Linked DNA regions of Homo sapiens: region 2 is linked to region 1. Evidence: chromatin loops called from intact Hi-C (ENCODE). Cell type or tissue: gastrocnemius medialis. All regions are shown on one strand.

Region 1 (2,500 bases):
GGCACGATCTCGGCTCACTGCAAGCTCCGCCTCCCGGGTTCACGCCATTCTCCTGCCTCAGCCTCTCCGAGTAGCTGGGACTACAGGCGCCCGCCACCACGCCCGGCTAATTTTTTGTATTTTCAGTAGAGACAGGGTTTCACCGTGGTCTGTATCTCCTGACCTCGTGATCCGCCCGCCTCGGCCTCCCAAAGTGCTGGGATTACAAGCGTGAGCCACCGCGCCCGGCCGAAATTTCTTTTCTTTAAGAATGATAAAAATAGGCAGCGAATCACCCCTGGCTTATGAGGTTTCTGTTGAGACATCCGCTGTTAGTCCCTTTGTATGTGATCTGACCTCTTTCTCTAGCTGCCTTTAAGATTTTTTCTTTGGTGTTGACCTTGGACATTCTGGTTACAATACACCTTGGTGATGTTCATTTTGCATAGTATCTCACAAGTGTTCTGTAGATTTCTTATATCTGGATATTTGCTTCTCTAGCAAGACTAGGAAAACAATATTGAATTATTCCCTCAAATATATTTTCCAGGTTGTTTTCTTTTCCTCCGTTTTTTTCAGGAATGGTGATAATTTATAGGTTTAGTTACTTTAAATTATCTCATATTTTTCAAAGACTCTTCATTTTCAAAAATTATTTTTCTTTATTTTTGTCTGACTGAGTTAGTTCAAAAGACTAGCCTTTAAGCTCTGAAATTCTTCTGCTTGGTTCAGTCCATTGAGAAATCGTTCAATTGTATTTTGAAATTCCTTAAGTGAGTTTTTAAATTCCAGAAGTTATGATTGATTTCTTTTGAAGATGTTTATCTCTTCCTGCATTTCCCGAATTGCTTTAGGAGTTACTTTGTGTTGATTTTCAACCTTAGCTCAGATCTCCTTCAGCTTCTTTGCAATTCATGCTTTGAATTCTTCCTCTGTCATTTCTTAGTTTCCATATTCATTACGGACAATTGCTGGAGCCGTTAGTGTGATCCTTTAGTGGTGTTATTACATTCAGATTTTTCGTTGTGCTAGAATTCTTGCACTGGTTCCTTCTCATCTGGAGATGCTGTAGTTATAATTTTTGTAACTATTTTCCTCCAGGTAGGATTTTTTCTCTTTCCTTCTTCTCCTGTGATATTACTGTTTCTTTCTTCTTTCCCTTTCCCTTACTCCCTGGGGTGTGACTGCAGAGAGTGCTGGGTAGGGTCTTTTGACTTTGCTTTTATATCCCTAGGCACTTCTGTTGGCAGATTTTATATTGGGCTGTGCAGTTCAACCCACAAGCCAGTAGATGGTGCTTTTTGTAAGCGCTGCCTATGGCCAATGATCTGGTTATATACCTGATCTTTGTTTACAGAGAAGCTCTCTGTTGCCTTAGGCAGTAGGCTGATTCTTAGAGTGAACAGTGGTCCAAGTTCCCTTAACGCTGTGGGGTGGGGGGCAAGATGTGTAAGGCTGGACCTGGCAGGTCCATTTACAAGTCCCTTGATGGCAGGGACAAGTACCAGTGCCAATGGGGAATCCAGTGGGCAGCCACCAAGTGCCCAGAAGTGTGTTTAGGCAGGAAGCTGAGAAATCTCCTTGGCCCCAAGTTCTCTGCATGGGGATGGGGTGGGCTAAAGTCCTAATCCAGAAGATTGGGTGCTCCTGAAGCCTAGAGATCTGCCTGGGCTTGAAACAAAGAGGGCCCCTATGCACCCAGATAATTGCACAGGAAGGGTGGAGTGGCTCAGCCTGCCAGTCTAGGCAAGCAGGTGCTTTGGATGCCTGAAGGTCTGCCTGGGTGTAGAGTCGAGATGGCCCAGTTGCACTATGGTCTATGCACAGGAAGAATGCAGGGAGTGAAGCTGCTGTTCCAGGTGAGTGAGTGCTCCAAATGCCAGGAGATCTGCCTGGGTGTGAAGTAGAACTCCCCCTCCTCCCATTCCCCCATAACCCACACAGGATCCCTGCACAGGAAGGGTGGGGTGACTGAGACTGCTAGTCCATGCAAGCAGTTGCTCCACATATCTGGAGATCTGCCTACACGTGGAGTGGAGAGGGCTTCACTGCAGCACAATCTATGCACAGGAAGGCTGGAGGGGTTCAGGTGGCTGATCCAGGTGAGAGGGTGGTCTGAATACCTGGAGATTTGCCTGGGTGTGGATCAGAGAGGACTCCACTGTACTGTAATCTCAGAAGAGCAGGCTGGGGCACCCAACAATAGCACATGGAGACTGGTTCCATGTTACCAAGCTGGCTGTAGCTGCAAGTCTTATTGTCCAGGAGAAACTGCAGCTGTAGCAGCTCTCCTGCCCCAGGCCTGCCACAGTGGAGAGTACAGTTCTAATGCCTTCTGCTGAGGTGATTTTCACAGTTCTGGCTGTGGAGGCCCCTACCCCACTTCAGAGCAGGCACTCCAATCTCTGGCCTGAGACCAAAATACCTGTGAGGCCATCCTGCCGGATTGCCAAATAATGGCTGACATTGTATGCACCAGGATAAAACATGGCGTCCTGCTCTTGTTCCCAGGTCTGATAAA
Region 2 (2,500 bases), 640 kb after region 1:
TTTATGTTGTTTGTTGTTCTGCAAGAAACCTACTGCTTGTTTCTTTTTAGGTCATTTTAATTGCTTTATGCTGGTGATGGTTGGTAAAGTTAAAGAAAAGGCCTGTGTTTCATGTTTGCAACTTGGATGCCAACTCAGCCATAGTAGGGTAGGGCACCAGGCAGAGTTGTGAGGCCCCATTACAGCCCTAGCTCCTGGATGTCATTTCTAGACACACACTGGGCCGGAAGAGAGCCTGCTGCCTTGAAGGGAAAGACTGAGTCTGGAAGAATTCATCACCTGCTGACTGTGAGCCATTGGCCTCTGAATAATCAGCAGTGGTAACCAGGTAGTACTCACTGTGGCCCATGGGTGAGACTCTGAGATGTACTGGCTTCAGGTGTGATACAGCACACTCACAGCTGTTGTGGCTACAAGAAGAGATACTTTATGTTTGAGAAAAGCAGAGAAACGATAAAGGGGACTTTGTCTTGCATCTTAGGTACCAGATAGGCCAGAGTGGAGAAAAGCACCAACTGGGGTGCTGGGGTCCCCAGTTTCAGGTGTTGGCTCTTGAATCACATTTTTGGACCTACACTGTGCCAGAGGGGAGACTACTGCCCTGAAGGGTGAGTCACAGGCCTGGCAGCATTTATTATAAGAGCGGACTAAAGACCACATGGGCCTTAAGTAAACATTGGTGGCACCATGGCAGTACTCCCTTGGGCTTGTGGTGGTGCTGGTGGACACAGGGAGAGACTCCTCTGCTTGGGGAAAGGGGAGAAAAGAGTGGAAGGGACCTTGTCTTGTAGTTTCAGTGCCAGCTTAGCCACAGTAGAATAGAGCATCAGGTAGATTTCTAAGGTTTTTGACTGTAGGTTCTGGCTCCTGGACAACATCTCTGGACCCACCCAGGGCCCAGGGGGAACTTGCTGCACTGCAGAGAAGGACATAAGACTTGTTGGCTTCACCACCTACTGATTGTAGAGCCTTGGGGCCTTGAGCAAATATAGGTGGTAGTCAGGTTGTGATTACAGTGGGCCTTGGGCAAGATCCAGCACTGTGCTGGCTTCAGTTCTGACTCAGCACAGTCCCAGTAGTAGAGGCCACAGGGGTGCTTGTGTTACTACAACCACTCCTAGTTCCAGGCAGCTCAGCATAGACAGAGGGAGACTCTGGGAGAAAGCAAGGGAAGAGAACAAGAGTCTCTGCCTGGTAATCCAGATAATCATTGCAGATCTTATCCAAGACCACTACGCAGTACCTCTACTAGGCTACAAGAATTATAGCATTACTGGGCTTGGAGTGCCCCCTAATGCAGATATGGCTGCAGTGACCAAAAACTTAGATCACAGTGCCCAATTCGCTTCAAATATCTGGAAAGCCTTCCCAAGAAGGACGGGTACAGACAAGTCCAGAATGAAAAGACTACAATAAATACACAACTCTTCAATGCCCAGACACTGACAAACATCCATAAGCACCAAGACCATCCCGAAAAACATGACCTCACCAAGCAAACTAAATAAGGCACCCAGGGGCAATACCAGAGAGACAGATATACATGACCTTTCAGACAGAGAATTCATAGTAGCTACTTTGAGGACACTCAAAGAAATTCAAGATAATGCAGAGAAGGAATTCATAATCTTATCAAATAAATTTAATAAAGAAATAGAATAAGTTTTTAAAATCAAGAAGAAACTCTGGAGTTGAAAAATGCAACTGACATACTCAAGAATACACCAGAGTCTCTTAATTGCAGGATTGATCAAGCAGAAGAAAGAATTAGTTAGCTTGAAGACAGCCTATTTGAAAATACAAAGTCAGAAGAGAAAAAAGAAAAAAGAATAAAGCACATTTACAAGATCTAGAAACTAGCCTCAAAAGGGCAAATCTAATAGTTATTGGCCTTACTGAGGAGGTTGATAGATAAAGGCAGAAAATTTATTCAAAGGGAAAAGAACAGAGGTATTCCCAAGCCTAGAGAAAGATATCAATATCCGAGTACAAGAAGGTTATAGAACACCAAGGATCTTTAACCCAAGGAAAACTACGTCAACGCATTTAATAATTCAACTCCCAAAAGTCACGGACAAAGAAAGGATCCTAAAAGCATCAACAGAAAGGAAATATATAGCATGCAATGGAGCTCCAATACATCTGGCAGCAGACTTTTCAGTAGAACACTTACAGGCCAGGAGAGAGTGGCAGGACATATTGAAAGTACTGAAGGAGGAAAAAACTTTTATCCTACAAAAGAATAGCCAGCAAAAACATCCTTCAAACAAGAAAGAGAAATAAAGCCTTTCCCAAACAAAAGCTGAGAGATTTTATCAACACCAGACCTGTCCTACAAGAAATGCTAAAGCAAGTACTTCAATCTGAAAGAAAAGGACATTAATGACCAGTAAGAAATCATCTGAAGATACAAAACTCACTGGTAATAGTAAGTATAGAGAAAAACACAGACTACTAAAACACTGTAATTGTAGTATATAAACTACTCATATCTTAAGTA

The links. Hi-C counts contacts between places; a loop is a spot of excess contacts. Peaks named below come from ENCODE experiments on the same cell type or tissue, not always from the same donor. Only the 100,000 strongest peaks of a DNase experiment are listed, where the experiment ranks them.
Region 2: a loop joins it to region 1, with 18 times the contacts of the local background. A loop is called at or near these places in 13 of 110 quality-filtered maps.

The regions. Positions count from the first base shown.
Region 1 is chr12:46,982,937-46,985,436 of GRCh38, reverse strand. No RefSeq gene overlaps it. Among named protein-coding and RNA genes, the nearest start is that of PCED1B, 95 kb to the left of the region's middle. In gastrocnemius medialis, a CTCF peak has its summit at 1,261 (motif pointing right); a DNase peak (open chromatin) is centred at 1,312; H3K27ac peaks cover 398 bases.
Region 2 is chr12:46,341,485-46,343,984 of GRCh38, reverse strand. No RefSeq gene overlaps it. Among named protein-coding and RNA genes, the nearest start is that of SLC38A2, 30 kb to the left of the region's middle. In gastrocnemius medialis, a CTCF peak has its summit at 1,286 (motif pointing left); no DNase peak of the experiment used is centred here.